2 separate regions of the Homo sapiens genome follow, and region 2 is linked to region 1. Evidence: read pairs that join two places in POLR2A ChIA-PET (ENCODE). Cell type or tissue: GM12878. All regions are shown on one strand. Each heading gives the region's core, and the rest is flanking DNA. Links, peaks and the distances in the headings are about the cores only. Region 1 overlaps CCDC138 (coiled-coil domain containing 138). Region 2 overlaps SH3RF3 (SH3 domain containing ring finger 3).

What was found. Peaks named below come from ENCODE experiments on the same cell type or tissue, not always from the same donor. Only the 100,000 strongest peaks of a DNase experiment are listed, where the experiment ranks them.
Region 2: POLR2A ChIA-PET joins it to region 1 with 5 read pairs; 2 of 35 experiments call an interaction of 5 or more read pairs at or near these places.

Annotation. Positions count from the first base shown.
Region 1 is chr2:108,828,678-108,839,622 of GRCh38, reverse strand. CCDC138 (coiled-coil domain containing 138) reads right to left here. Exons shown (of 15, transcript NM_144978.3): 11 at 322-438. It also overlaps a transcript of RANBP2 not described here. Among named protein-coding and RNA genes, the nearest start is that of CCDC138, 47 kb to the right of the region's middle. In GM12878, for the core only: no CTCF peak of the experiment used is centred there; a DNase peak (open chromatin) is centred at 4,352; H3K27ac peaks cover 616 bases.
Region 2 is chr2:109,221,623-109,232,567 of GRCh38, reverse strand. The region is part of intron 1 of SH3RF3 (SH3 domain containing ring finger 3); the gene reads right to left. It also overlaps a transcript of RANBP2 not described here. Among named protein-coding and RNA genes, the nearest start is that of MIR4265, 86 kb to the right of the region's middle. In GM12878, for the core only: no CTCF peak of the experiment used is centred there; no DNase peak of the experiment used is centred there; H3K27ac peaks cover 1,978 bases.

The sequences.
Region 1 (10,945 bases), core at 2,797-6,796:
TAAATACTCAGCCAAAAAGGTAAACAAGAATGCAGCAATTTTATGCTGAAAACTATGCAACACTGATAAATCAAAGTTCTAAATAAGTGGACAGACATTTTATGTTCATAAATTGTAAGACTCAACAAAGGAAAGATGTCAATTATTCTCAAATTAATATACAGGTTTAACACAATTCCTATCAAAATCCCAGCAAGACATAGATAGGGAAGATTATTCTGAAATACAGAGAATATATTCAAAACAGATATTGTGAAACAAGATCAAGAAGTAATATTAGGTGGAGTATTACTTATAGATAAATTCCTATTAACCAATTACCTGTGCTCCAGCATCTAGCTGCCTTAGGGACCAATATATAAATTTTACAAAAGGCTCGTGAAGTTTGATATTCACAAATGGCATCCACTGTAGCTGCTCTGTCATTAGAGGCAAAAGCTAAAGATAAAATGATGGAAAATAAATACAAAGGCACAGTATTTTTAAATGTCTTAAATCAATTACCACAATTTTCCAAAATTATCTTTAAAAACAAAACAAAACAAAAGAGTTCTCCAACAAAAAACCTTCACTTTAAAACTATATGCAATACAATTTGGCAATATGTATTTTAGTTCTTATATATGCATTTTCTTTCATCCAGCAATAACAGCACATCTAGTTTAAGGAGATTAACCTACACAAAGATACTCTATGAACCTTAAATGATTAAATAAGTTTATAGTATATATGTAACCATTAAAAATGATAACCTAGATTTATATTTATTGCCATGGCATATTCTGGGGTGAAAAAAGGTGTTTACAAGGAAGCAAATGGAATAAAAATCTCATTTATATAAACTATATCTATATAAATTTATACTGAAAAAGATATATGAAAGGATTTTTTAAAATGCTGGATTTCAGAAACTGGAGTACTATTTACTTGTTTATATGTCTACATTGCATGCATATCTTAATATGCTAATTTATAAAAACATTTAACTGTTTAAGGATGTCTATGAATTTTGCTTCAAAAGTATATCATTTTGCTAAATGATTTCAGGACCATAAAGACATATTCTAAGGCTCTAACAGAATACTCCCACTTCTGAGATACCAGCCTAAGAAAATCGATTTAAGAAGATCCCTCCAAAAGCCATGTACAAAGATATTTATTGCTACACTGTTTATAAGAGTAAAACCTGGAAATAATTGTATAGCAATCAGGAAAATGGTTATGTCAACTGTATAAAGATTCTCCGGACTAATGATTATGAGTGTATTGTGTGTATATACATATATGTATTTTGTAAAATTTTCTGTATATTATGATGTTTTGGACGTCTTAAAAAACCTTTCCAGTTGGGGAGAGATTGCCCCTCCCTGGACCAGCCAATTCTTAGATACAGCAAAGTGCTCGGCCTAGAGTATGCCTCTGATAGACAAATTAACCAATTCAGAGCCAGACCCCTTCTATCTGGCCCTTGTATCCCAGGAGGCAATATTCTCTGCCGTAATCTTACCAGAGTCACTAGGGACCACCCCTAGAGCTTAGTACTGCCAAAATTATTCAAACTAACCAATCCTATTTATTCACCCTGCCCTGCATTGCCTTTCATGTGGAAACCACAATAAAGGGTCTGCCCAGTGCTTTCCCCTTGACTCCTGTCTTCCTACCATCTGACCACTCTGGTGTCTTTAAAAAAAAAAAAAATCGAAAAAATTATAGACACCTCATAAGTTGAGAAATCTCTAAATAGTATTTTTATGGAATAAAATTTACTAGCCATATACTCTCTTACAGTCATAATCTCAGTAAAATTTTATATAAACTTCTCCCCCCAACTTTTTAATAAAGACATGCATCAGTTAATGACAGAGATACACTCTAAAATAACAATAAATAGTAAATACATAAACCAGTAACATGGTTGTTTATGATCAAGTATTATGTACTCTACATAGCTGTGTGTGCTATTCTTTTATGTAACTGGCAGCACAGGTTTGTTTACGTCAGCATCACCACAAACATGTGAGTAATGTGTTCTGCTACAATATTATGACAGCTATGATGTCACAAAGTGACAGGAAATTTTCAGCTCCATTATAATCTGTTTTCTTTTTATATTCTTTTTTTCTTTGCTCCATTATAATATTATGGGACCACCATCATATATACGGTCTACCATTGTCTTAAACATCATTATACAGTGCATGGCGGTATATTAAAAGGGATTATACGCCATGACTAAGTGAGATTAATTCTTGCAATGCAAGGACGGTTCAACATTTTTAAAAACTGGTGTAATATACCATTTTAACAAAATGAAGGACAAAACCCACACGATTATTTCAATTGACAAAGAAAAAGCACTGAACAAGATTCAACGCCCTTTCATGATAAAAATACTCAACAAACTTAATAGAGGGAAACCACCTCGATATAATAAAGGCTATATATAAAAAGCCCACAGATTACACTCTGAAGGTAAAAGAATGAAAGCCTTTCCTCCAAAATCAGGAACAAGACAAGCACACCCTCACCACTTCTGTTCACTATAGTACCAGCCAGTGAAACTGGGCAAGAAAAAGAAATAAAAAGTATCCAAATTGGAGAAGTAAAATCATCTCTCTTCTCAGATGGCATGACCTTATATGTCGAAAGTCCTAAAGATTCCACAATTAAAAAAAAAAAGAATACATAAATTCAGCAAAGTTGCTGAATACAAAATCAATACTAAAAATCACTTGTGTTTCCATACACTAACAATGAACAATCCAAACAGGAAATTAGGAAAACAGTTCCACTTACAAATAGCATCAAAATGAATGAAAATACTTAGGAATAAATCTAAGCAAGGAGGTAAAAAACTTATACACTAAAAACCACAAAACAGTGATGAAAAAAATTAAAAGACACAAATAAATAGAATGAAATTTCATGTTCATGGGTTAGAAAACATGGTATTATCAAGGTGTCCATGCTACCCAAAGCGATCTACAGATTCAATGTCATCTCTACCAAAATCCCTAAAGCATTAATTTACTATGGTGAACAGTAAAGCAATTCTTCAAAAATTGAAAATAGAACTATCAAATGATCTAGCAATCCCACTTCTGGGTATATGTCCAAAGGGATTGAAAACAGGGTCTTGAAAGGATATTTGCAAGTCCATATTCATATCAGCACTATTCACAATAGCCATGAGATGGTAGCTGCCCAAATATCTATCAATGAATGGATAAGCAATATGTGGTATTCATGCATAAACAAATATTGTTCCACCTTAGAAAGGAAGGAAATCCTGTCACATGCTACAACATGGACGAACCTTATGGATATTATGCTAAGTGAAATAAGCCAGTCACAAAAAGGCAAATACTATTATGATTCCATCCATATGAGAAATCTAATGTCAAATTCATTGAAGCAGAAAATTGAATGGTGGTCATCAGGGGCGGGGGTAGGTGAAATGGGGAGTTGTTATTTAATAAGCGCTATGGTTTGAATATATTCCTCAAAATTTATGTGTTGGAAACTTAATGCCCAAAACATCAGTGTTGAGAGGTGAGGATCTACTGGGAAGTGTTTACGTCAGGAGAGCTCTGCCCTAATGAATGGATTAACGGCATTATAATAAAGGCGTGTGGGACTGGGCTCCCTTTCTCCTGCTCTTCCACCCTGTGGGCACACAACGTTCATCCTGTTTTTGCTCTTCTGCCCTGTGCCATGTGAGGATGCAGCAAGAAAGCCCCTATCAGATGCTTGGACATCCAGCTGCCAGGACTGTGAGAAATAAATTTCTGTTGTTTACAGATTGTGCAGTCTCAGATATTCTGTTGTAACAGCACAAAACAGAGACAATTGGTACTGAGTTTTAGTTTTGCAAGATAAAATATTTCTGGAGAGCTGTTGAAGGACAATGTGAATATACTAATGAACTGTATACTTAAAAATTATTAAGATAATAAATTTTTTATGTTTTCGTCACAGTTTGAGAAATTATATGGGTGGACCAGAAAAAGACTTACTTGAATAGATTTACAAATCTTGTGATATGTAAGGTATTTAAACTATGGTTATTCATTATACCATCTGTAAGCCAATACTTTGTGAAAAATATTTGAATATATCATGTGTTATCATATCGCTGTTATCAGTGGTGAATTTCATTTGCTCTGGGGGACTTAACCATCAACAGTTCCATGAATTTTTTTATTAGAAATAGAGGATTAATATCCTTACTGGCCCTAACACATGGCAATGAATTTTTTTTAATTTTTGAGCTCACGGCTGAGATGAATATTTTCTGAATAAGAACAGCACTCAATCATTGAACAGTTTTGGAAATTACCTTTTGCTGCACATTGTTCATTTTTCTTACTAGAGTCAACCTGAAATTACAAGTCAAAACAGTGCCTATATATGAAACTTACACTACAGTAGTCATTTCAACAACTAATGTTTGAATCATAATGTTAAGCTGCATAAACTTCCTTTGTTGTCAGATATTTTAAAAAGAGATGAGATCTCCATTCCAACACAGATTTGCAGCAGATATGTTTTCTGACTCCAAACTACAGTTCTAGCAGCATTATTTGAATCTCAATGCAAGTGCAAAACAATCTGCTTATTTCAAGATCCATTTGACTTCAATTGAAGAGCTGCCAACTGACCTTCAATTAGAAGTGATTAATCTCCAATAGTGATATACAAAAAGAAATATCAAGAGAAGAATCAAATAGAATTCTGTAAATGCTTTTCAAGTGACAAAGTCATATGCCTGTCTGTGGTGCCACTTACATGAGATACTTAGAATATGCAAATTCATAGAGATAGAAAGTAGACGAGAGACTACCAAGGTCTACAGGGGAGGGAGGAATGGGAAGATATTGTTAAACGGGTACAGAATTGTTTCAGATAATGAAAAATTCTTGAAATTGATAGCGATGATGGTTGTACAGCATTGGGAATATACTTAATGCCACTAAATTGTACATTTATAAATGGCTAAAATGATAAATATTAAGCTATGCATATTTTACCACAATGAAACAAAATCATATGCTCATGGATTGATGTCAACTATTTGACAATACTTAGTGTATAAAAAGACATTTTCAGGCCAGGCATGGTGGCTCATGCCTGTAATCCCAGCACTTTGGGAGGCCAAGGCGTGTGGATCACCTAAGGTCAGCTGTTCAATACCAGCCTGGCCAACATGGTGAAACCCCCATCTGTCTCTATTAAAAATGCAAAAATTAGCTGGGAGTGGTGGGCACCTGCAATCCCAGCTACTTGGGAGGCTGAGGCAAGAGAATTGCTTGAACTTGGGAAGCAGAGGTTGCAGTGAGCCGAGATTGCGCCACTGCACTCCAGCTCGTGTGACAGAGCGAGACTCTGTCTCAAAAAAAAAAAAAAAATTTCAAAGATGAAATATGTAAACTCTCATTACAGATCAGCATTAACAGATAAAAATATGCAATTGATTCTGATGACAGGAAACACTTGGAACCCCAATTAAGTAAAATGATACCCTCAAATTCTAGTTTCCTTATTATTCGATCTACTGCAAAAAGTTTACTCCACATTGGCTGGGCACGGTGGCTCACGCCTGTAATCCCAGCACTTTGGGAGGCCGAGGCAGGCGGATCATGAGATCAGGAGATAGAGACCATCCTGGCTAACACAGTGAAACCCTGTCTCTACTAAAAATACCAAAAAAAAAAAAAAAAAAAAAAAATTAGCCGGGCGTGGTAGCGGGCGCCTGTAGTCCCAGCTACTCGGGAGGCTGAGGCAGGAGAATGGCGTGAACCTTGGAGGCAGAGCTTGCAGTGAGCCGAGATCACGCCACTGCACTCCAGCCTGGGCGACAAAGCAAGACTCCGTCTCAAAAAAAAAAAAAAAAAAAGTTTACTCCACATTAAATTTTGATTTTGTCAACAAAAAAATTTGTGAAAATTTGTTTCGTTTCTTATTATGTAAGTACTGGTATCTTTCACTTTGCTTTTTGGCCTGCAAAACCTAAAATATTTACCATTTGTCCTTTTACAAAAAAGGGTTTGCTGACCTTTGTCATGGACTATAAACATTCCCATAGCTTAAGAAACACCAGACTTCACTAAATTCATCTGGCATTGTCTTCTTTGAGGTTCCTGCCAAGCTCTTGGAAAACCTGCCTACTCTATCTCTACTTCCTGTTTACTTTTAAACTAACAGATCTTGTTTTTAAAGAGCAGTTTTAGGTTTCTGAGTGTACTGAGCAGGAAGTTGAGAATGTTTACATGCCCCATGTCCTACTCCCACCTGCCAGTACCTTCCATTATTAACATCTTTACCAGTGTGGTACATTTGTTACAGTTGTTAACACTGACATACTATGATTAACTAAAGTCTATAGTTTACATTAGGATTCACTCTGTTGTATAGTCTACAGATTTTGACAACATATAATGACATGTATCCACCATGTATCACAGGAAATAATTTCACTGTCCTAAACATTGCCTGTGCTCTGCTCCTCTTTCTCAGAACCCCTGGCAGCTACTGATCTCTTTACTCCAGTTTTTGCTTTTTCCAAAATGTCATTATAGTTGGAATCATATAGTATGTAGCCTTTTCAGGCTGGCTTCTTTCACTGAGCAATGTGCATTTAAGGTGTCTCCATGGTAAAATATAGATCCCTTGCTTAAAACCATTTCCTGTCTCCCTCTTATCTGTGGGATGACATTCAAACTTGCCAGTATAGTTCTAGAACAGCAGGTGACTCCACTTCCAGCTCACTGCAACTTTCCTCACATCATACCTCACCCATACCCTGTAATAGATACACGTCACGACTAAGGCAGCTCGTGTCTCCTCCTTCAACTACTAGGTGTCTGTCTCACAAAAACCTACTCATCCTTCAAAGCTTAACTTTTAGCAGTCACTTCTACAAGGCTTTTCCATATATTTTCTTATCTTAGGATATAATTTACCTATACCAGTGGTTCTCAAATTGTGGTCCCTAAAACTACAGAAAGAGCATCACTTGGGAACATGTTGGAAATACAAATTCTGGGTCAGGAGTTCCAGACCAGCCTGACCAACAAGGAGAAACCCCGTCTCTACTAAAAATACAAAATTAGCTGGGTGTGGTGGCGCATGCCTGTAATCCCAGCTACTTGGGAGGCCGAGGCAGGAGAATCGCTTGAACTTGGGAGGCAGAGGTTGCGGTGAGCCGAGATCACACCATTGCACTCCAGCCTGGGCAACAAGAGTGAAACTCTGTCTCAAAAAAAAAAAAAAAAAAAAGAAAGAAATACAAATTCTGGCCAGGTGTGGTGGGTCACGCCTGTAATCTCAGCACTTTGGGAGGCTGAGGCAGGCAGATCACTTGAGGTCAGGAGTTTGAGACCAGCCAGGCCAACATGGTAAAACCCCGTCTCTACTAATATAAAAATTAGCCAGGTGTGATGGCGTACACCTGTAATCCCAGCTACTAGGGAGGCTGAGGCAGAAGAACTGCTTGAACCCAGGAGGCGGAGGTTGAAGGGAGCTGAGATGGCAGCACTGCACTCCAGCCTGGGCGACAGAGTGAGACTCCATTTCAAAAAAGAGAAAAAAAGCTGTGCGTGGTGGCTCACGCTTGTAATCCCAGCACTTCGGGAGGCCGAGGAGGGTGGATCACCTGAGGTCAGAAGTTCAAGACCAGCCTGGTCAACATGGTGAAACCCCATCTCTACTAAATATACAAAAATTAGCCAGGCATGGTGGCCAGTGCCTGCAATCCCAGCTACTCGGGAGGCTGAGGCAGGAGAATCGCTTGAACCCAGGAGGCAGTAGTTGCAGTGGGCCGAGATCATGCCATTGCGCTCCAGCCTGGGCAACAAGAGTGAAACTTCGTTTCAACAGGAAGGACGGAAGGAAGGAAGGAAGGAAGGAAGGAAGGAAGGAAGATTCTGTGCCACATCAGATCTACTAAATCAGATTCCAGGGATAGAACCTAGGAACCTGAGTTTTAACAAGTCCTGCAAGAGATTCTGATGTGTGCTAAAATTGGAAAGTCAAGTTTCTCTTAGATATCTGACTTTCAGTTTCTTCACAGCAAACACTGTCTTTTCCTAGCCATTTCATATTTTCATGAAAAAATTTCACTTCATTTATATCTTTATCCCCTCTAAATACCAAGCCTCTTCCGACAGTATTTATATTCTTAATCCAAACATAATAAAAAAGTACTTTTTCTTATCTTTTGAATGTTTCAAAAGATTTGGCATATTTTGTCCTACTAAAAAAGTAACAATGGTCCTCATTCATAGGGTGGCAGTAGTAGGGAACTGTGAACTCTTTGCAAAATCACTTTTTACAATTTGTCCTTTCAACGTTTAAGATCATCAGGTGTATTTACATCAGATACATTGCCTTTTGCTTTCTTACAGTGATGATCTGACATTGTCAGATTTTTTTTCTTTTTTTTTGAGACAGAGTCCCGCTCTATAACTCAGGCTGGAGTGCAGTAAGCAGCATGATCTTGGCTCACTGAAACTTCTGCCTCCGGGGTTTAAGCGATTCTGGTGCCTCAGCCCCATGAGTAGCTGGGATTACAGTTATGCACCACCATGCCTGGCTAATTTTTGTATTTTCAGTAGAGACAGAGTTTCTCCATGTTGGTCAGGCTGGTCTTGAACTCCTGGCCTCAAGTGATCTGCCTGCCTCGGCATCCCAAAGTGCTGGGACTACAGGCGTGAGCCACCGCACCTGGCCAAGTTGTCCTGGCCAAAATGTCACAATGAAGAACACTTTCTGGCTTCCTTCCCAAGCTTTGGTTTTTTTTTTTGTTTTTTATTTGAGACGGAGTTTTGCTCTTGTTGCCCAGGCTGGAGTGCAATGGCGTGATCTCAGATCACTGCAACCTCTGCCTCCTGGGTTCAAGCGACTCTCTTGCCTCAGCCTCCCAAGTAGCTGGGATTACATGTGCCCACCACAACACCCAGCTAGTTTTTCTATTTTTTAGTAGAGACAGAGTTTCACCACATTGGCCAGGTTGGACTTGAACTCCTGACATCAGGTGATCTGCCCGCCTCGGCCTCCCAAAGTGCTGGGATTACAGGCGTGAGCCATGCCTTTGGTTTCTGTCAAATTGCCTAACTTCTGCAAAGTGAGTACACTAAAATTTAGGGTGGCCTGTCTTAGAATGCAGAATCCTGGTGAAAATGTATCCTAATTGACACTTTGTTGGAAAATCTTTATTATGGTAAAATATACATAACTTAAAATTTACCAATGGCATTAAGTGTAATCACACTGTTGTGTAACCATCATCACTATCCATCCCCAAAACTTTTGCAAAATGCCAAAATGAAACTCTGTATCCATTAAATAATAACTCTCCATTCTCTTCCCCCAGCCCTTGGTAACCACCATTCTACTTTGTCTCTATAAATTTGACTATTCTAGGTACTGCATGCACGGAAGCAGAATCATCTCATATTTGTCATCTGGTGTCTAGCTTATTTCATTTACAATAGCTTCAGGGTTCATTCATGCTGTAGCATGTGTCAATTTCATGCCTGAATAATAGTCTTGTGTATGTATATACCACATCTTGTTTATCCACTCATCCATGGATGAGCATTTACCTTGTGTCCACCTTCTTTTTATTATATATAATCTTGCTATAAACTTGGTGTTTAAATATCTGTTCAAGCCTCTGCTTTCAATTATTTTGAATATATATCCAGAAGTAAAACTGCATAAGGTAATTCTATGTTTTAAGTTTTTGAAGAATCACCATACTGTCTTCCACAGCAGCTGCATTTTACATTCCTATCACCAGTAAACAAGGATTCCACTTTCTGACATCCTTGCCAACACTTGTATGTACGTATGTATATATGTACATATGTATGTATTGACACAGTCTCAATTTGTCTCCCAGGCTGTAGTGTGGTGGCACGATCTTGGCTCACTGCAACCTCTGCCTCCCAGGTTCAAGCGATTCCCATGCCTCAGCCTCCCAAGTAGCTGGGACTACAGGTGTGCATCACCACACTGGGCTAATTTTTATATTTTTAGTAAAGATGGGGTTCCCCCATGTTGGCCAGGCTGGTCTCAAGCTCCTGACCTCAAGTGACCCGCCTGCCTTGGCCTCCCAAAGTGCTGGCATTACAGGCATGGGCCACCATGTTTATTTTTTAAATAAACATTCTAATAGGTGTTAAGTGGTATCTTACTGTGGTTTTGTATTTCCTTAGAGAGTAGTGATGTTAAGCATCTTTTTATGAGCTTAGGGGCCATTTCTTTATCTTTGGAGAAATAGCTATTTAGGTTCTTTGCTTGCTTTTTTAAAAATAGGGTCTTTTTGGTTTTGTTTTTTGCTGAGTTGAAGGAGTTCCTTATATATTGTGGGTAGCAATCGCTTGTCAGATACACAATTTGCTAATATTTCCTCCCATTCTGGAGATTACCATTTCAATCTGTTGATGCACAAACATTTTTAATTTTGATGAAGTTCAGTTTATTTTTGCTTTTATTGCTTGTGCTTTTGATGTCTTAGCCATATAATCACTGCCAAATCTAATATCATGAAGATTTTCCTGTGTCTTCTTCTAAGAGTTTTATAGTTTTAATTCTTACATTTAAGCCTTTGACCCATTTTGAGTTAAATTTTTTTCTTTTTGAGAGGGAGTCTCACACTGTCACCTGGGCTGGAGTGCAATGGCGTGATCTCGGCTCACTGCAACCTCCACCTCCTGGGTTCAAGCAATTCTCCTGCCTCAGCATCTCGAGTACCTGGGATTACAGGTGCCTGCCACCATGACTGGCTAATTTTTGGTATTTTTAGTACAGATAGGGTTTCACTATGTTGGCCAGGCTGGTCTCGAACTCCTGACCTGGTGATCTGTCCACCTCAGCCTCCCAAAGTGCTGGAATTACAAATGTGAACCACCACGCCCAGCCGAGTTAAATTTTACATATC
Region 2 (10,945 bases), core at 3,380-7,379, 390 kb before region 1:
GAGAAAGGTCCACGCTTATTGAACATTACAGCATGGGAGACGCTGTGCTGTTTCATTTCCCCCTCAGTCAGTGTTCACAAGCACCCTACGGGACAGGTGTAACCATCTCCTATTTACAGATAGATAGGCAGACCAGGGCTCAGAGAAATTAAGTGACTCAGCCAGGTAACACAGTTAGTGATAAGTACTAACCTGAGCCATATTTATACTTTTAGCAACTACTCTCTACCATTTTCCAACTCTGAAAAAATGATCCTTCTAGGATGACTACAGTCAAAAAGACAGTTCATAGTATGTGTTGGCAAGGATATGGGGAACTGTAATTCTCCTATGTTGTTGGGTGGTAGTGATGCAGCCACTTTAGTAAATAGCCTGGAAGTTCCTTAAATGGTTAAACAGAGTTACCACATGATCTGGTCATTCCACTACAAGAGAAACGTAACTTAAGACCAAACAGACACTTACACATAAATACTTGTAGCGGCATTGTTCATAATAGCCCCAAAGTGAAAACAACCCAAATGTCCATCATCTAATGAACGGATAAATAAAACGTGGCAGATTCATACACATCAGTACTAAAAAGGATAAAATATTCTACAATGTATTGTGGTGATGGACACAACTCTGTGAATATACTGCAAGCCTCTAGGTTGAACACTTTAAAAGGGCAAATTACATGGCATGTGAATTACATCTCAATAAAGCTGTTTTTCTTAATGGCAAATATCTAATCCAGCTAGAGTAAATTCTACATTACTAAAAATGAATAAGAGGAGAACAAGGAATAGAAGATCCAACACAACAAATAAATCCCAAATGCTCTGTAGTCTCTTTTAGCATGCACGGTAAGATTTAATTTGGAAGCAGACTAAAAATACTAATTATATTTTTACTTAGGCTAATGTTAGTATGAAGTCCTCAGCCACATGTCATCTGAGAGCAGAGGGAAGCAGCCTACTTAACTAGTAGGTGGAAAGAAGTAGCTTATCATGGAATAAAGAAATACAGCAAAAAGCCCAAGTGGAAAAATCTATGAACAGAGCACGATATTTATTCTTCATAGATGTTTCTGGAAAAAAATTTAAGCACTAGCCATTAGAATGTGGGTGAGACTTGGTCTGCACGAGAAAAGCAAAGCATCCTGCCCCAACCAGGCACAGATCTAAGGCTGCCAACATGAACGTGGTGATAACTGCATTAACCTTCTCCCAGGGGAGTTATTTTTTATTGTAACACACTTGTCAAAATGTCATCGCATTAGCTCACCTCTCCCACATCCACCCACCAATTCCTCTCAGCTGTAGAAGAAAGAGCAGTAATTAGAGCAGGAAACAGCCCCTGGATGAAGAACTGCTCCAGCCTGACAGTTCATCCGAGACTTCGGCAAAGCCGCTCTGGCCTGGCTCCGGGAGGAGAGGAGATGGGGTCACTAAGTCCATGCTAGGCAAGCCACCTAAGCCTCCTTCCAGGCAGGGACAGCAGATGGAAACTGTGTCCCAGAAGCCAACTCTGCTGCTCTGTCCGTGCTGACATTCAGGAACTGTGACAATTAATCACACATAACAAAGTGTACTTTTGTCTTACACAATTCAACCCAACTCCTACTGCAAATGAGTTTGACCTATCCTGCCTTCCTGTTTGAGCTGTCCCTTAGCCGAGATGGGAGAAGCCCCCAAAGCCCCCAAAGGGAGTCCTATTGGCCAGTGAACTCCTAGGGGATTTAGAAATGAAGTGGAATTTTTTATCTTCTCTAGAAACAAACACAGATGCTCCAGCACTTATGATAGGGTCATGTCCAGACAAACCCATTTTAAGTCAACAATATCATAAGTTAAAAAATGTACTTAATGCTGGTGACATAGCTGATGATCCCCGACTTACGATTTTCTGACATTACAATGGGTTTATCAGGACATAACCCCACCATAAGTGGAAGACTGACTTACAATGGGGTTACAGTTTCTTTTCTTTCCTATTTTTATTTTTTAAGATGATCTCTCTCTGTTGCCCAGGCTGGAGTGCAGTGGTACTATCTCAGCTCACTTCAACCTCTACCTACTAGGTTCAAGCAATTCTCCTGCCTCAGCCCCCCGAGTAACTGGGATAACAGGCATGCACCATCATGCCCAGCTAATTTTTCCATTTTTTTTAGTAAAGATGGGGTTTCACCATGTTGGCCAGGCTGGTCTCAAACTCCTGGCCTCAAGAGAGCCCCCCACCTTGGCCTCTCGGAAGTGCTGGGTTTACAGGCGTGAGGCACTATGCCTGGCCAGGGTTACAGATTTCTACTGGAAGTATATGGCTTTTGCACCATCATAAAGTCAAAAACTCTAAAGTCAAACCATCCCAAGTTGAGGAATGTCCGTATTTGAATGGATAAACAATATATAGTATATCCATACGACGGAATATTAGTCTGCCTTAAGAAGAAAAAAAAAATCGGCCAGGTGCGGTGGCTCGCACCTGTAATCCCAGCACTTTGGGAGGCTGAGGCGGGCGGATCACGAAGTCAAGAGATCGAGACCATCCTGGCTAACATGGTGAAACCCTGTCTCTACTAAATATACAAAAAATTAGCCGGGCATACTGGCGTGCGCCTGTAGTCCCAGCTACTTGGGAGGCTGAGGCAGGAGAATGGCGTGAACCCAGGAGGCAGAGCTTGCAGTGAGCCAAGATTGCGCCACTGCACTCCAGCCTGGGCAACAGAGCGAGACTCCGCCTCAAAAAAAAAAAAAAAAGAAAGAAAAAGAAAAGAAAAAAAATCTAAACACATACCAAAACATGGATGAGCCTGGATGATGTTAAGTGACATGCCAGACACAAAGGACAAATATTCTATGATTCCAGTTATACGAGGTACCTAGATGTAGTCACCATGTCTTATTTTCTGTATGCTGATGCTTTCACATCTGGGGCCTTCCTGACCCTGGAGGGGCTGCCAATTCCTAGAGATAGTGAACAACTTGCTCATGAGTGTGCCTTTTTAATGCAAACCCACCAATTCAGAGCCCACATCCCAAATCCCTCCCGTATCGGGCTCTCAAGCTCCAGGCCACTATCCACCTGCCGTGACCACCCCAGGACCAGTCTGAGAAGCTGTCATAGCCAGAGGAGTCCATGGAGACATGACAGCTGTGAGGCAGTATGGGATCCTGGGACAGAAAAAGGATGGCAGGAAAAAACTACAGCTTTGCAAATGGAGAACTATCATGTTAATGTATGAAAAGTACCATGCTAATGTAAGGTGTTAACAACAGAGGAAGTGGGGTGTGGGTATGTCAGAATTCCTCATACTCTACTCACCACTGCTCCAAATAAGAAGTGTACTAAAAAGGGGGAAGGGAACAGCTGTGTGACATAATAAAAATACATATTTGGTCTTTGTCCCTGGTTCCTGGCACAGAGCTCCTAAATCCCTGGTAATTTTCTGAGTGATAGCGGGGCTAGGAGTATCTTTTGTTCTGATATTTGGTCTTTGATTGAGGTTCCCAACACAGAGCTCCTAATCCCTTGGTATTTGCTGGGTGATGGAAACCTTTTTTCTGTGCTGATGAAGTGACTCTGGTGGCTCCTGGATGAAGGCTGGTCACCAGAAAGACCTAGCCATGACCAGAAACTTGGAGTTTTCAGCTCCATACCCCATCCTCCAAAGAGGGCAGAGGGGCTGGATATTGTGTTGATAACCAATCATGCCTGTGTGAAGAAGCCTCCATAAAAATCCCTACAAGTTGGAGTTTGGGGAGATTCTGGCTGGTGGATGCATCCACCCACCTGGAGAGGGTACATCTAACTCCACAGAGACGGAAGCCCCTGTGCTCAGGACCCTTCCAGACCTCGCCCTATGTACCTCTCCATCTGGCTGCTTGCCTGTATCTTTTATCATGCCCTCCACTAATATAATAAACCAGATTTGCAGCCACGCCACACAGAAGTTCCAGGTAACCTGAAGACACCTCTTGCAACTGGCCTCTGAAGTGAAGGCAGCCTGATGAGATTGAGCCCTTAACCTGCAGGGTCCATACTAGCTCCACATGGAAGGGGTCAGAACTGAACTGAATACCCAGTTGGCATCTGCAAACAACTGGAGAATTGCTTGGTGTGGCAAAACCCCACACACATCTGGTATCAGAAGTGTTCTGGGTGCATTGTGGGTATCAAGGAAAACAGTTGGTTTTCCTCTACAGGGTGACATGTGGAAATAGAACACACATCCCAAACATCTTCAGACTAACAGAGATGCTGTCTACAACACATTTATTGCACCTGCTCATTAATGAGACAATAAAAGCCTTTGGGGGATAGACACGCACTGCTAACACCTGCCACCAAGCACATTCCTGGGGACTAGGAGGGCTGCCGATTGAATTTCTGACAGTATTATAAGCAAGTAGCACCATGTTTGCCAAACGTTGCAAGTACATCATTTGCAGCATGAAAACACAGCCATTAGAGATTGCCTGTATGTGTCAAGAGAGAGTAAAAGTACCAAACCAGACACTCGTACCTGTGTCTGGGCATCACTTTCCTACAAATAAAGGAAAACACTGAACTATTCCCCACTCTTTCCTACCCACAGCAAATGTAAATCCCATGCCCCTTGAGCCAGAAAAGCACCAATGCACGTTTGTTTGGGAAACATCAGGAATGACGGTCACCATCATGAAGCCTACAGGGAACTGCAGTTGCAGACAAACCGATGAAAGGCGGAGCGACCGAAGGGCCAAGGGAGATTGCCAGAGTGAGCGGGAATTCGGGAAAGGAAGTGTTGACTCCAGTTGGCTGGGGGGTGACCTACCCAGAAAAAGAACTTGCGTTGGACCCGAAAGGACTGCACAAGATTCTGGCACTTGCAGAGAAGTGGATCCTGTGACCTGCAGGGAGCACAGCACAGAAGCAGGGGAGCTGCCGTGTACCCCATGAAGCCAGTGGGCATGGCCAGGCCAGATCCAGGGGAATCTCCCACACACAGACAATCCCAAGAGCCAGGGATCTCCCAGAGAAGCAGACAGGGATGAAGGGCAGGGCCCAGGCAGACCCGGGAGCCCACACAAAGCACCCAACATGAAGCAGTCCCTGATAGCTTCAATGTCACCATCCTCATAACTCCAGTCGCATTTGGTTTTTACTTGACTGTGAGAACTTGTGGCTTAGTAAGAAGAACAGCTGGTTACAGAAATGAACCAGGACCCCTAAGGACCTGAGAACCAGGACTTGAGAAGTCCCTTAGTATTGTGACTTTCTGGCATGGACGTGTAGCTTTGTGTGCCTGACATTCACAGAGCTTCTTCTAGCTACAGGCACCAATTTTCTCTTAGCTCCTTCCCCCAACTTTCAGCCCCTGAGGCCTGGGTGGGATCCTCTCAATTTCAGGAGAAAACACACACCCTAAGTCTGAGCCAACCACTGCCACTGCCATCAGTTCACTCAGCCGGAGTGAATCTCGTGAGTTCTGCAGATGTTCCAGCAAAGACCCCAGAAACATGACAAAGACCCCTAAAGCCCTCTTGCACCTATGAAGAGGACAGTGGAGCTGCTAGGCCACCATGGAAAAGCTTGGTGGGACCCAGAGCTAGAAAGAGACCAAGTCCTGATGGCATCATCTGAGCCATGAACCCGGCCATGGTGGATGCATCTACCTCAGGACCCTTGGTTATCTGGGCCACCACACGGCTTTGCTTCTCTCTGTGTTTTGACTGATTCCAGTTAGTTTCTCTCCTGCAGCTGTAGGGGTCCTGGTTCATTTCTGTAACCAGCTGTTCTTCTTACTAAGCCACAAGTTCCTTAATGGCACAAAGCATGTCTATATCTGAATGTCCCCTAAAGATCCAGCACCACGCCTTCTGCGTGGAGATCCTGCAAAGACTTAGGAGCAAACGGAGCCACAAAGGGAGCAGATGCATGGCCCCGGGAGAAGTCAAGATGGCAGACCAAGAAACACTCAGGAAAGGGGAGCGATTCAAGAAGCAATGAGAAAAAGCTAAGAGTGATGAGCCACAAAGTCACCCTAAGAACAGTAAAAATCTAAACTTTAAAGGGACTTAAAAAGAAGTGGTTGCTACAGTTTATTTTTGGTTTATGTCTTAAGAGGTCAGCAGGGTACTTACTTAACGATGAGGACTGCACATGGGCCACGTGTGTCATTAGACCTCACATGGCTCCAGTTCCTCCATGGGCCACAGACACTGTAGATGAAACAGCTGACCTTCCTGAGTCAATGTGACTTTAGCTTTGAAACAGTTGGCAGGGTCATGTTCAAAATGAGCTTATTGATCTGTTTACATAACTACTCTTACATTAACTATTGTAACAAAAAAAATGTAAAAGGAGCCAGTCTTTCTCTAAGTTCCTTCTGCAGATGTTGACAAGCAGAGCTGTGAGCTGGGTTCATAAACCTGGGAAACAGATAATAACTGCTATTTGGGGACAACCTCCTCTGACATTTCCTCCTAAAATTAACAAGTGATTTAGCCTGAGTCAAAAATGACAATATTACAGCTATGCAGATAAGTTGTTCAGGGTCAGGCCTATTTTTTCCTGACAAAATACTACTCTAATATTAAAATGGTATTTTGGTGATTCATTGTGGAGAGCTCCAACAACAGATTAGAATAGGGACTCTTTGAAAGCAAACTTTTAGCTGGCATGGTGGAAAGCGACTATAGTCCCAGCTACTCGGGAGGCTGAGAGGGGAGGATCACTTCATCCCAGGAGGTCAAGGCTACAGTGAGCCGGGATCGCACTTCTGCAGTGCAGCCCGGGCAACAGAGCGAGACCCTATCTCAATTTTAAGAACGAAAGAAAGCAAACTTGAAACTAACTTATAAAAATAAATCTTAAAATTTAAGTCTAGGACAAACACACCACCTGCTCTCCTCTCTGTTCCTGATATTTACAGGAAACAAGACGGTCATCTTTTGATTTTCTAAATTCAAACATGAAAGTGACTTAAGACATTGCAAATGGGAAGTCCCAGAGAGGAACGTGGAGCATCCCACATTAAAAATCATTCCCTGGCCTAACTCTCAGGAGAAAACTCCACATGGTGAGTGTGAGTGGGCCAGGTGGGTCAGCCCACCCAGTCCCCAGTGGGGAGTCGGCCTGGCCTGTATCTTTAAAGGGAGTTGTTTGTGTGAGAATCGTTGTGAAACCTGTTAACGTGCAGATTTCGGGTCCCTGTGAAATGGGTCCAAGCGGAGCCCGGAAACCCACATTTTGAAACTTCCCTTGGTTACTTGCAGGTCTCTCCACCCAGCTGAGTACAATGGTTTGAGGACTATTCAGCCGGATCCCCAGTGTTTAATAAGCCTTCTTTATTATTATCGTTATTAAAATAGAGCTCTTCATATCCCAGTTGCCAAGAATGGGGCAAGATAGAATCTCAGAACTAGCAGAAGCCATAGAACCTCATTTTACACAAGAGGAAACTGAGGCCAGGGAATTTAAGGGACTGTGCTGGTGTCATCCAGCTTAGTTGGTTGGTCTAAACGAAAAGGCTCCAGGCCAGGTGTCAAAAAGCTATGTCTCAGTCACTTCCTTCTTCCAGACAATCTTTCCTTCAAACCCACAAAATTCTTTTTAAAATAAGATTTTTAAAAAGATAAGGTTATGCTGCAGTTCTCTAGCTGTCCATTAGAGTAGCCACTAGCCACAGGTAATTATTTAAATTTCAGTTTTAATTGACTAGAATTAAATGAAAAAAAATTTTTTTGAGACAGAGTCTTGCTCTGTCACCCAGGCTGGACTGCAGTGGCATGATCTCAGCCCACTGCAACCTCCCTCTCCAGGTTTCAAGCGATTCTAATGCCTCAGCCTCCCAAGTAGCTGGGATTACAGGTGCCCACCACCATGCTGGGCTAATTTTTGTATTTTAGTAGAGACGGGGTTTCACCATGTTAGCTAGGTTGGTCTTGAACTCCTGACCTCAAGTGATCTGCCCGCCTTGGCCTTCCAAAGTGCCGGGATTACAGGTGTGAGCCACTGCGCCTGGCAAAATGAAATTTTAAAAGCCACTTCCTGAGCCACGCCGGCCACATTCATGAGCTCAGTAGTCACCTGTGGCTGGTCGCTACTGTACTGAACAGAGCAGACACAGGACATTTCCATCACTGCTGCTATGCACATGACCTCAAAAACTGCTTCAAGTCCCTTTTACATCAGAACAAAATGCAGATTTAATCTTGGACTAAACCCAGCATGCAATCAAAATCCCACATGCGTATCTGAAAATGTGCTTATTTGTCCAATATGTGACATATAGTTTTAGCATCACTAATAATACCAAACAAGTCTTATTTTACTATGCTTGGTAAAAACCTAATTTTGATAGATCTGATTAGCTATTCAAGCCAAGTTTAAACTCCCAATGCCCACACCCCCTCCATTTGCACATGCACACACACTCTCTAGGCCTGCCAAGCAGGGGCAGAAGTGGGAGACCAGGCCTCAGTTTCTTTTTGTGTAAAACAAGGGGCGAGGCTAGGTAAACCCTGAAGCTATTCCAGCTCTTAACATTCTATCCATTAATGAGCCATGTGGACAGATTTTATTGATTGAATTTGTTTTTGAGACGGAGTCTCACTCTGTCACCTAGGCTGGAGTGCAGTGGCACAATCATGGCTCACTGCAACCCACACCCCCCAGGCTCAAGTGATCTGATCCTCCTACCTCAGCCTCCGGAGTAGCTGGGACAACAGACATGTGCCACCACATCCAGCTACCAAGTGGACAGATTTTAATTTCACTTTCTGCACAAACATGTATTGAACACTTTCATGTGCCAGGAGCAGAGACTAGCAGGGATGGCTCAGAGGCTGTCCTCCACGGCTCTGCAAGGAAAGACAACGACACATCCCGGATCTCCACGTTGGGGCAGCATCACGTGGGGGGCAGAATTCAGGGGAGAGCCATGGAGAGGTGCAGGGCTACCCAGGGAGCACTAAGGAGCTCCAGTTGTCTGCATGGTGCTACTGCCCTCCACCGATGCTTGAATGGAGCCCGCAGCTGAAGCATGTGCCCACACCCCTCAAGCCCTTCCTACGCTTCCATTCTGCTCATTTCCAGCCACTGACCTAGGACTGACATGGGCAGGCCATGCCCACTCCCAAAGGGGGACAATGCCTGAAATAACCGAGGAATCAAAGCACTTCGGCAACTCCATCACAGCGAGCACACGGCAGCTCCTAGTGGCCACTCCTGCTTCTTCGGGCTTCAGAACGCCCCTCTTGGCTCTGTCGGCTCTGGGAAACACACCAGGTAGGCTGCTCACGTGGCTGGTGCTCACGCAGCCTCTGAGGGCTCTGGATCTGGTAACAGCCAACTCCTGGTTATCAGGGCACTTGACTGCATGGGACGGCAGCAAAGGGGGACAAAGCATTCATGATCTGTGGCAGCAGCACCCATGCTGGTTTCAGGAGAAGGTGGCAACCTCATCCTCCCACCTCTCTCCAACCACCTGCTTCCCCCTGTCTGGGATGGAGAAGCATCAGGGCGTGGTGCCAGCCTCTGCCAAGAGGTGGGATCACACCATCTGATGGCCACAGGGGCGGACAGTGCCCTCTTCACCCTGAAGGGTGCAGTGAGTACAGACCCTGTTGATGGGAGAGTATGGGGACCGTAGCCCCAGGCAGGGGCAGGTCCATCCCTCTCACAGCTGGCTGAGTCCCCATGTGGGATACACGCGGACACCTTGGGGATGCCATGTGGTCACAGAGGACCTGCGCTGCTGGCTGAGAACTGGAAAATGTGCTTTATTTCCTGTGTTTTGTTTTGTCTTTTAGCAAACCAAAAAGTCCTTAGGCAGACCACCTAATTTAACAGAAACACTGGATGTCAGTGGTAGAAGAAAGGAGCCCACGCCATCCCAGGGTTTTAGGGAGGAGGTACAGGGAAGGCCTGGCCAGGCTCCACAGGGCCAGCATAGGCCACCAGGGCACCACCCTTCCTAGGCCCAGTCCAGGGCACACGCGTGCTGTGGATGCTGGAGGCTAAGCCCAGGGCCTGCTCTCCTGGCCTCTCACCCTTGCCCCTCCAACAATGCACTCCCTCTGCTGAAGGATGGACTCTTTTTATTTTTTTGGAGGAACTTTTACTGATACATAATAATTGTACATATTTATGGGGTACATATAATATTTTGATACATACAATGTGTAATGATCAAATCAGGGTAACTAGCATATCCATCACCTCAAATCTTTATCATTTCTTTGTGTTGGGACATATTCAAATCTCTTTTAGCTATTGTAAAATATACAATAAATTGTTGTTAACTAATCACCCTGCTGTACTATCAAACACGAGAATTCATTCCTTCTGACTGTATGTTTATACCCTTAACCAACCTTTCTTTACCTCCCTACCACCAACACATCCTTTCCAGACACTGGCATCTGGCACTCTACTCTGTCTTCATGCGAGCACCTTTTTTAGCTTCCACATATGAGTGAGATCGTCCAATATTTGCCTTTCTGTGCCTGGCTTGTTTCATTTACCATAACCACCTGCAGTTTCATCCATGTTGCTGCAAATGACATGATTTCATTCTTTTGAAAGGCTGAATAGTATCCCCTGTGTTTTTTTTTTTTAATCCATTCATCAGTTGATGGACACTTGGGCTGATTCACATCTTTGCTATTGTGACTAGTGCTGCAATAAATGCAGGGGTGCAGGTATCCCTTTGATACACTGATTTCTTTTCCTTTGGATAAATACCCAGCAGTGGGATTGTTGGATCATATGATAGTTCTAGTTTTCGTTTTCTGAGAAACTTTCCTACTGGTTTCCATAGTGGCTGCCTTATTTATGTTCCCACCAATAGTATATGTGAGTTCCCTTTTCTCCACGTCCTTAATCCCATTAAAAATTGGGGAAGGAAAGGAAGAGACATTTCTCAAAAGACACAGAAATGGCCAACAGGTTTATGAAAAAATGCTCAACATTACTA